Linked DNA regions of Homo sapiens: region 1 is linked to region 2. A link is a loop called in an ENCODE intact Hi-C map of the cell type or tissue named here. Cell type or tissue: ascending aorta. All regions are shown on one strand. Links, peaks and the distances in the headings refer to the core of each region. The heading gives the core; the rest is flanking DNA. Region 1 holds the start of ZNF468 (zinc finger protein 468). Region 2 has its middle 20 kb from the start of ERVV-1.

What was found. Hi-C counts contacts between places; a loop is a spot of excess contacts. Peaks named below come from ENCODE experiments on the same cell type or tissue, not always from the same donor. Only the 100,000 strongest peaks of a DNase experiment are listed, where the experiment ranks them.
Region 1: it touches region 2 in a loop (3-fold over the local background); 4 of 110 quality-filtered maps call a loop at or near these places.

The regions. Positions count from the first base shown.
Region 1 is chr19:52,854,797-52,860,271 of GRCh38, forward strand. It overlaps ZNF468 (zinc finger protein 468), which reads right to left and starts at 2,823. Exons shown (of 4, transcript NM_001008801.2): 1 at 2,776-2,823. It also overlaps a transcript of ZNF320 not described here. RefSeq lists an enhancer at 2,422-2,501. In ascending aorta, for the core only: no CTCF peak of the experiment used is centred there; a DNase peak (open chromatin) is centred at 2,875; H3K4me3 peaks cover 1,861 bases; H3K27ac peaks cover 1,187 bases.
Region 2 is chr19:52,991,659-52,996,892 of GRCh38, forward strand. It overlaps the pseudogene ZNF702P. Among named protein-coding and RNA genes, the nearest start is that of ERVV-1, 20 kb to the right of the region's middle. RefSeq lists an enhancer at 584-1,203. In ascending aorta, for the core only: CTCF peaks have their summits at 2,070 (motif pointing right) and 2,271; DNase peaks (open chromatin) are centred at 1,113, 1,487, 2,043 and 2,383; H3K4me3 peaks cover 2,493 bases; H3K27ac peaks cover 2,503 bases.

The DNA.
Region 1 (5,475 bases), core at 173-5,172, 140 kb before region 2:
GGTGGATTACTTGAGGTCAGGAGTTCAAGAGCAGCCTGGCCAACATGGTGACACCCTGTCTCTACTAAAAATACAAAAAGTAGCCGAGATTGGTGGGTATCTCTAATCCCAGCTACTCGGGAGGCTGAGGTAGGAGAACTGCTTGAACCTGCGCGACCCGAGATCGCGCCACTGCACTCCTGCCTGGGTGACAGAGTAAGACTCAAAAATAAAATAAAATACAAATACAAAATTAGCAGGGTGTGGTGGCACACACCTGTAATCTTAGCTACTTGGGAGGCTGAGGCACAAGAATTGCTTGAACCCAGGAGATACAGGTTGCAGTGAGCCAAGATCACAAGACTGCACTCACAGCCCGGAGGACAGAGTGAGAGTCTGTTTGAAAAAAAAAAAAAAAGTGCATTTCTGATGGGATTGACACAGAGATAAGAAGACTTGAGTAATGCCATAGACACTGATGGGTAGAGGGAACTTCAGATGGGGGTGGGAGGGCATGGGAGACAGCTCTGAGCCTAGACCTGAAGGAGAAAGGGACAGTGCCATCTTCATTTAGAAACATTGAATAAGAGCAGGGACAACAACCTGAGACAGGAAGGATTTTGATGTTTGAAAAAAGAGAAAAGCAAATGTGACTGGGGCAGAGGGAGTCAGATGAGGGTAAGCTCCCAGGAGGAGGCTGGACACTGGCAGGGACCCTGAACACAGGGCTGTGGAGCCAAAGTGAAGAGTCGGGCTTTTGTCCTGGGGAACACGGGAAGCAGGTGGAGGGTTCCCTGCCAGGCACTGACATGACCTGCTTTAGATGTAGCTGTGATATTCTAATACAGACAAAGGCCTCCAAAGATCCTCTCTGTTTCTGAGTCTACCGCTCTGTTTCTTCCATTCTTCTGCTTTTTTTTTTTTCATTTTTGGGGTACTGCATCCCACTGAAAATTCTAATTACAACTGGGCACTCTCCTCTACCAGAAAAAAAGCCACACCCAGACACCGCCTCTATTTTGCCAATCATTTCAGGGGTCAGGATCACTCAGGTTGAGCTTTTCTGGTCTAGCCCTTCGTCGCAAAGATGCAGGGAGGTTCACTGGGGCTCAGAGCTGGAAACATTTTCACGAAGTTACCCTGAGAAGGTCTGAGATGAGTGAGAAGGTGTGCCTGAATTCTTACATGGGGGCCTGGAAGGGCTAATGGGATGGGTTGGTCTTATCATCCCATTCTTAAAATTAGAGAAGCATTTTTCACATGCCTGGGTTAAAGAAAATTCTTTTGAAAGGTTCTGATGAAATTGACTCCCAACATTGAATTCTTCCTTACAAGAAAATCACACTAACATTTATAAAATGCAGCAGTGTAAACACACAGCTCTTGACCTTGAAAACAGGGAAACAGGGTCAGCTGTAGAACCAAGACATAAGCAAATTATTTCAATCAAGAAATACATGGGTGGACAGCTGAGGTGGTTCACACCTGTAATTCCAGCACTTTGGGAGGTGGAGGTGGGTGGATTACCTGAGGTCAGGAGTTTGAGACCAACCTGGCCAACATGGTGAAACCCTATCTCTACTAGAAATACAAAAATTAGCTGGGCTCCATCCTTGCAACTTATTTAACCTCCTGTTGGTCCTTCTCCCCAATCTTTAGATCGTCCTCAATCTCCATAGATTTCTGCCTCTTCTCCCATCTATGCGCCTCCTCTGCTCTCCCTGTTAAATTCTCTCTTCTCTGTTATAACCCCCTGGACCCAATCTGGCACCCCAGATCCCCAGGTGTCCTCCCCGCTGTGCTTCTCCCTCTGTTCTCCTTGCCACCAGCACCACTCTGCTCTGTCTGACCCGGCTCCACATCCCTCCTCCTCTCCCTCACTCTGATGAGCCTCCACATTTCTGCCCCTCTCCCTACCTTGCTGTCCTTCATCTCTCTGTACATCTAGCTTTTCTCTACATTTCTCCAGTTGCTTTTCTCCTCCTGCTTTCTTATCTTTTATCACTTTTGCTGTCTCTTGGCAAATCCCTCACCCATCCTCTACTTTGCCATCTGTTATGGGTCTTTCTCATTCTTCTTTTCTCTGTCTCAGGTTTTCTACTGCTCTCTCAGTCCCTCTCTCTGTCTCCTGATCCCTTTGGCCCACACGATCACAAGAGGGTTTGGAGTAAGACGCCTGCATCTCGGAGAAGCGCATTTTCCAAGTGCTGGAGCTGGGCGGGCAAGAACACCCCGCGTCACAGGACAAGCCCCAGGCACCTCTCCAACGAGGGCTCAGGGGACGCGGTGACTGCGGAGGGGAGATCTGGGGAGCAGCAGGGCCCAGCAAGAGGAGGAGGGAGGTGGGGAGCGACGACGCCTTCGGACAAGGGTGGGATCCGCAGGATCCCAGGACCACAGAACGCAGCCTTCCCGGGACTGGGGTCGCCGCGCTGTGCTCCAGGAACCCAGGAGAGTAAGGCTGGGAGGCGCACAGGGTGGGAATACACCTCTAGGGTGAGGACTTTAAAAAGAGCCGTGCGGAAGGAGTCAAAAAACGGTTTTGAGCAGGAAAACTACGCGATAGGAAACGTATACATTGCCCTATGGCAGAAAGACCCGGGACGGGACCAGCCTCAGGGCGACTTTAAACCTAAAAAGAAGGGGCTTCCGGACTCCCAGTAGAACATCTCCATTTGCTCTGAGTGAAGGAAGAAAGGCGAGAACTTCCAGGTCTATGGGGACCCCACATCCCATGTACAGAAGTGCCGGGGACCTGGGAAGCTCAGACTTAACACCACACAGAGCAAAACTCACCGCCCGCCGCGGCGTGACCGTCATTCCACGGGATCCACTTCCTGGTCTGCGCGAATCTGCGCGCGCAGGACAGAAACCAGGCCTGGGTGGAGCCAACGAGGAGGCGAGCGGGGCCCGGGTGAGGTGTGGGCGGGGCGCGAAGCGGCGAGACCTTGCCCTTTAGAACCCGCAGAGGGCGGGGCCGGAGCGGGACCTGTGCATCTCTCAGCCTCCTCCCAACCCGTTCTCCGGGTTTTGGCGGCGAGAGCCCCCAGGAAGGCAGACGGATAATTCAAAAGCCCTGGAATAGTCTGGAAGGAGGATGCAAACTAGAATGTAAAATGCAAAGCCCTTTCTGGGCGGAACGTAGGATTTCATGCTGATGGCCCACAGGACAGTATAGAAATCTTCTCCCTTTCTATTCTCCATTCACTCAGGAGGGAGAGTCCACCCAGTGCTCAGCTTCAGAGACATCCCTAGGGCCACAGCCTGGGATGCCAGACGGAGTGCTCAGGCCAGGGAGGAGTGAGGTCACCACCTGCTGCTTAAACACAGCAGGGATGCGGGCGTGGGAGCCTGAGGTCCCAGCTACTCAGGAAGCAGCGGCGGGAGGATCGCTCAGCCTGGGGGTCCAGGACAGCCTGCGCGACAATGTAACATTCCCTCCCGCAGTCTCTCTCTTTTTTAAATTTTTAAAATAAAATTTTTATTAGGCCGGGCACGGTGACTCACGCCTGTAATCCCAGCACTTTGGGAGGCTGAGGCGGGCGGATCACGAGGTCAGGAGATCGCGACCATCCTGGCTTACACGATGAAACCCCGTCTCCACTAAAAATACAAAAATTAGCCGGGCGTGGTGGCGGGCGCCTGTAGTCCCAGCTACTCAGGAGGCTGAGGCAGGAGAATGCGGTGAACATGGGAGGTGGAGCTTGCAGTGGGCCGAGACCGAGCCACTGCACTCCAGCCTGGGCGACAGAGCCAGACTCCCTCTCTAAAAATAAATAAACAAACTAAATTTGCTTGTGTGAGATAGGAATACAACATTACTCTTCTCCATATGGATATCCAGTTAGTTGTCCCAGCACATTTGTAAAAGAGATCTGTTACTTTCTCCTTTTTATTTACATTTTTTCTTTTTCTTCTTCTTCTTCTTTTTTTTTTTTTTTTTGAGACTGAGTATTTCTCTGTCGCCCAGGCTGGAGTACAATGGTGACATCTCGGCTCACTGCAGCCTCTGCCTCCTGGGTTGAAGCGATTCTTCTGCCTCAGCCTCCGGAGTAGCTGGCATTACAGGCACACCCACCATGCCCGGCTAATTTTTGTATTTTGGGTACAGACGGGGTTTCATCATGTTGGACAGGCTGGTCTCGAACTCCTGACTTCAAGTGATCCGCCTGCCTCGGCCTCCCGAAGTTCTGGGATTACAGGCGTGAGCCACTGTGCCTGGCCCAAGAAATACTCTTTACTTCGCTTTTTAAATGTTGAAAAAATACAATTGAAAACTAAAAAATCTTCCCCAAAATGAGAAATCATCTTCATGACAAAACAGGAAGAAATAAAAACCATTTTATTAGTAAATAAGCCTTAGACCAGAATGTGTTGGGAAATACAGGCAAAGAGCTGAGAGGTTGAAAAGAGAGAAACTTCACTGCTCTATACAACCCATTAAGTACATGTTTTCAAGATAAACACTAATCAGTCCTCAGGGAAGAGGACTTGACAAGTCTTTGGTCGCACATAGTTCATCCTGGCTCTACTTGGTAATGGAGGTGACCATCTGTGTCAGCTAACTAGCTTCATGCAGAAGGAGGGGAAATACATTAACCCACGTCTTTTTGACAAGTGTGAGTTTTACGACATGGCGACAGGTGCCCTCTCTAGTGAGGCTCCTACAATCTGACGGAAACTGACGTCAGCAGTAAATAATAAAATTCAGAATACACGATTAATTATAGAGTTTATTGGAACACAAAGTTTGAGGATAGCCATCTGGAAACATCAACTCCAAATGAAGGGGGCCCGTGTTCCCATGTAGAGATGTTAAGGTTTCACACACAGGGAAAGACAGAGAAGCTTTAGCAGAATCAACACATTTTCCATTCAAGACCAGTGCATAGGCTGCGGCAGCTTGACTGGTGATGGATTGATACACTTCAAGGAAGGTTACTTTATCACTCCGTAAGAAGGGACAATGATGCCAAAAGGTCTTATCTCTGGGGCTGGGTAGTCTTCCTACTTACAGGTAAACTGTTTTTTTTTAAATTGATATTAGGAAACTAAATTTTATTGCACTACACGCTACCAGTTACAAAGTAGGGTGTCCTCATAAACAAAGGAAATGCCTCCTCTTTAAGTTTTTCTTTCTTTTTTTTTTTTTTTTGAGACGGTGTATCGCTCTGTCACCCAGGCTGGAATGCAGTGGCGCAATATCCGCTCACTGCAAGCTCCGCCTCCCGGGTTCACGCCATTCTCCTGCCTCAGCCTCCAGAGTAGCTGGGACTACAGGCGCCCGCCACCACGCCCGGCTAATTTTTGGAATTTTTAGTAGAGACGGGGTTTCACCGTGTTAGCCAGGATGGTCTCGATCTCCTGACCTTGTGATGCTCCCGCCTCGGCCTCCCAAAGTGCTGGGATTACAGGCGTGAGCCACTGCACCTGGCCTGTTTTTCTTACATAGGCGCCTAGGTAAAAACTAAGATATGTCTACCTGCCGGTCTGCTG
Region 2 (5,234 bases), core at 1-5,000:
ACCCTGGGAAAAGGGAAGAGAGTGACTCACAACTGAATAAGTCACTGCCCTCTGGCTGAATAGGGATTCCAAGTGGAAGCTGACCTCTGATGCCAAGATTTATAGAATGTACATGACTCATAGATAGGAATTTTAAAATTCTCAATCTCATCTGTATAATTTAAACAAGTTTTTAGTTATTAGATTATATACACAGAAGTCAACATGTCACACTAATCATATCCAATGAACTCACCCACTCATCTGAACCCAAAGTCCCCACCCCTTTTATTCTTTTGAGACAGGGTCTCACTCTGTTGACCAGGTTGGAGTGCAGTGGCATATCTCGGCTCACTGCAGCCTGGATCTCCTGGGCTCAAGTGATCCTCCTGCCTCAGCCTCCAGAGTAGTTGGGATTACAAGTGCGCACCATCCCCTTCTTTGGTCTATTTCTTCTCTTCCACCTCTTCTGCTCCATCCTCACAACTTACTTAACCTCTTGTTGCTTCTTCTTCCCAGTCTTTCGATCGTCCTCAATCTCCATACATTACCACCTCTTCTCCCACCTCTGCGCCTCCTCTGCTCTCCCTGTTAAACTCTCTCTTCCCTGTTAAACCCCCTGTCCCCACTCTCTGGCACCCCCGACCTCCAGGTGTCCTCCCTGCTGTGGTTCTCCCTCTTGCCACCAGCACCACTCTGCTCTGTCTGCCCTGGCTCCAAATCCCTCCTCCTCTCCCTCACTCTGATGAGCCAGGTCCCCCTCTTTGCTGCCCCTCTCCCTACCTTGCTGTCCTTCATCTCTCTGTACATCTAGCTTCTCTCCACATTTCTCCAGTTTTCTCCTCCTGCTATCTTAACTTTTTCTTTTCACTCTTGCTGTCTCTTGGCAAATCCCTCACCCATCCTCCACCTTGCCATCTGTTATGGGCCTTTCTCATTGTTCTATTCTCTGTCTCGAGTTTTCTACTGCCCTTGCTCGGTCTCCTGATTCCTTTGGCCCACACAATCACAGGAGAGTTTTGAGTAAGACGCCTGCATCCCAGAGGAGTGCATTTTCCAGGGGCTGGGGCTGGGCAGGCAAGAACACCCCTTGTCACAGGACAAGCCCTGGGCACCTCCCCAACGCGGACTCAGAGGAAGCGGCGACTGCTGAGGGGAGACCTGGCGAGCAGCAGGGCCCGGCACGAGGAGGGAGTTAGGGGGCGACGGCTCCTTAAGACAAGGGTGGGGTCTGCAGGATCCCAGGACCAGGCAGAGGATGCGGCCTCCTCGGGACGGGGGAGGCGGCGCTGCGCTCCAGGGACCGACGAGGGTGAGGGTGGGAGGCGCCCAGGGTGGGAATCCACCTCTCGGGTGAGGACTTTAAAAAGCACGGGGTGGAGGGAGTCAGAAAATAGTTACAAACAGGAAAACTACGAGATACGAAGTGTATACGTTGCCCTATAGCAGAAAGACCGGGGACGGGTCTAGCCTCAGGGCGACTTTAAACCCAAAAGGAAGCGACTTCTGGACTCTCACCGGGACGTCAAATTTTGCTCTGGGGATTAGCCGGGCCTGGTGGCGCATGCCTGTAATCCCAGCTACTCAGGAGGCTGAGGCAGGAGAATCGCTTGAACCCAGGAGGCGGAGGTTGCAGTGAGCCAAGACCGAGCCACTGCACTCCAGCCTGGCGACAGAGCGAGACTCCGTCTCAAAAAAAAAAAAAAAAAAAAAAAAAAATTTGCTCTGGGCGAAGGAAGAATGGTAGAAATTTCCAGGTATGTGGGGACCCCACGTCCCCTGGGACAGAAGTCCCAGGGACCTGCGGAGCGCAGACATAACACAACACAGAGCAAAACTCACCGCTGCGGTGACTTTCACTCCACGCGATCCGCTTCCCGGTTTACGCTAAACTGGGCGCTCGGGACAGAAGCCAGGTCTCGGCGGGACATGGCAGGGGGTGGGCGGGGCCTGGGCGAGGTGGGGGCGGGGCGCGAGGCGGAGAGACCTTCCCCTATAGAACCGGCAGGGGGCGGGGCGCGAGGCGGAGAGACCTTCCCCTATAGAACCGGCAGGGGGCGGGGCGCGAGGCGGAGAGACCTTCCCCTATAGAACCGGCAGAGGGCGGGGCGGGATCTGTGAGTCTCTCAGCCTCGGCGTGTTTTTGGGTTTTGGAGACGAGACCTGCCAGGAAAGCTGAGGCATGATTCAAAAGCCCTGGAACTGTCTGGAAGGGGAATGCAAACCAGAATGTGAAATGCAAAGCCCTGCCTGGGCGGAACGTATTATTTCATGCTGACGACCACAGAACAGAATAGAAATCCTCTCCCTTTCTATTCTCCACTCACTCAAGAGGGAGAGTCCACCCTGTGTCAGCTTCAGAGACTTCCCTAGAGCCACCGCCTGGGATGCGGGATGGAGTGCTCAGGCCAGGGAGGAGTGAGGTCACCACCTGCTGGTTAAACACAGCAGAGATGCGGGCGCACAAGGGGGCGTGGGAGGGCGCGGGGTGGGATCCTGAGTTCCCAGCTACTCAGGAAGCAGCGGCGGGAGGATCGCTGAGCCTGGGGCTCCAGGCCAGCCTGGGCGATAAAGTAACACCCCCTCCCGCAGGACTCCCTTCCTCGTCACTCTCTCTCTGTTTTTTGTTTTGTTTTGTTTTTAAACTTTCGTAAATAAAATTTTTTATGGTGTGAGACAGGGATCCAACATTATTTTTTTCCATGTGGATATCCAGTTACTTGTCCCAGCACATTTGTGGAAGAGCTCTATTACTTTCTTTTTTCACTTACTTTTTTCTTTTCTTTTTCTTTTTTATTTATTTATTTATTTTTTTTGAGACAGAGTATTTGTCTGTCGCCCAGGCTGCAGTGCAGTGGCGAGATCTCAGCTCACTGCACACTCTGCCTCCTGGGTTGAAGCGATTCTCCTGCCTCAACCTCCAGAATAGCTGGCATTACAGGCGTGCGCCCCCATGCCCGGCTAAGTTTTGTATTTTTTGGTAGAGACGAGGTTTAACAGTGTTGGCCAGGCTGGTCTCGAACTCCTGACTTTAAGTTATCTGCCTGCCTCAGCCTCCCAAAGTACTGAGTTTACAGGCGTGAGTTACCGTGCCTGTCCCAAGAAATACCCTTTTTCTTTCTTTCTTTTTTGAGACGGAGTCTCGTATTGTCACCCCAGCTGCTGTGCAGTGGCGCGTTCTTGGCTTGCTGCAACTTACGCCTCCCGGGTTCAAGCGATTCTCCTGCCTCAGCCTCCCGAGTAGCTAGGAATACAGGCGCCTGCCACCATGCCTGGCTAATTTTTTGTCTACTAAAAAGTAGAGACCAGGTTTCACTATGTTGGCCAGGCTGTTCTTGAACTCCTGACCTCGTAATCTGCCCCACTCGGCCTCCCAAAGTGCTGGGATTACAGGCGTGAGCCACCGCGCCTGGCCAAGAAATACTCTTTACTTCACTTTTTAAATGTTGAGAAAATATAATTGAAAACAAAAAAAATCTTCCCCTAAATGAGATATCATCTCCACCACGATAATAAAAGACTTTGCCACATACATCACTTTCATATTGTTTCTCTCCCTCTCCCAAATGGATTATCGGATGTTTCCTTAAGAGTGAGCTACAATTAAAGGCTTTGCCACTCTCACTACATTGGAAAGATTTTTCGGCCGGGCGCGGTGGCTCACGCCTGTAATCCCAACACTTTGGGAGGCCGAGGCGGGTGGATCACTAGGTCAGGAGATCGAGACCATTCTGGCTAACATGGTGAAACCCCGTCTCTACTAAAAATACAAAAAAATTAGCCAAGCGTGGCGGCGGGCGCCTGTAATCCCAGCTACTCGGGAGGCTGAGGCAGGAGAATGGCGTGAACCCGGGAGGCGGAGCTTGCAGAGAGCCGAGATTGCGCCACTGCACTCCAGCCTGGGCGACAGAGCGAGACTCCGTCTCAAAAAAAAAAAAAAAAAAAAAAGGAAAACAGCAAGCTATCGTGTTTCCTACCTTCAAAACACGGAAATTTTCAAAACTTGCAGGATAAAATACCACAACAAAACATTTATCATGCCGAGCTCAGTGGCTCACGCCTGAAATCCCAACACTTTGGGAGTCTGAGGAGGGAGGATCACTTGAGGCCAGGAGTTCCAGACCACCTGGCCAATATGGTGAAACCCCATCTCTACTAAAAATAAACAAACAGCCAGGCTTGGTGGTGCACACCTGTAGTCCCAACTACTCTGAACGCTGAGGCATGAGAATCCCTTGAACCTGGGGGGCGGAGTCTGCAATGAGCTGAGATTGCTCCACTGCGCTCCAGTCTGGGTGACAGGCGCATTCATCAAAGAATTTTTTCTAAAATCTCAAAATGGTGTCTGAATACATTTCTGTAGGACTTACGCTGACTTGCCACAGAACTCTCAGCAGTGATTCCCCATTGAGCCATGGGAACGGGTGGAAGGCTGGACAGGAAAGGGGATGCGTAAGTGAACTTTTCTTTGAATTTTTACTACACAACACATATATACATTGTGTGGTCTTTAAAATTTAAAAAAATTAATAATGGGTAGAAGAAGAATATGGCTCCATCTTCTCTAATGATAAGTTCTGCTCTGACGTCAGAACAAAATTATAATCATTTTTACCTAAAATGCCTGCTTCATCAGAGTTCCTGCAAAAAAAAAAAACACTTTTTTTTTCTTTTTTTTGAGACAGAGTCTTGCTCTGTCACCCAGGCTGCGGTGCAGTGGCGAGATCTCGGCTCACTGCAACCTCCACCTGCCGGATTCAAGCGATTCTCCTGCCTCAGTCTCCCCAGTAGGTGGGACTACAGGCTGGCCTGCCACCACGCCCGGCTAATTTTTTGTATTTTTAGTAGAGACGGGGTTTCACCGTGTTTCGATCTCCTGACCTCGTGATCCGCCCGCCTCGGCCTCCCAAAGTGCTGGGATTACAGGCGTGAGCCGCCGCGCCCAGCCAAAAAAGAAAACTTTAATAACTTTAAACATCAGCCATCACACGGTGTGTGTGCGTGTGTGTGTGTGTGTGTAAATAATCTAGGTAAACTACAAAATTAGCCGGGTAAATGTAATGGAATACATGCTTGTAAACAAACTTGTCATAATTTGTGATCTAAGGTTATTATTTGACATTAGCAATCTGGGTAATTTCCAGTTTAAGAATTACAGGGGCCGTGGTGGCTCAACCCTGTAATCCCAGCACTTTGGGAGGCCGAGGCGGGCGGATGCACGAGGTCAGGAGATCAACACCAGCCTGGCCATCATG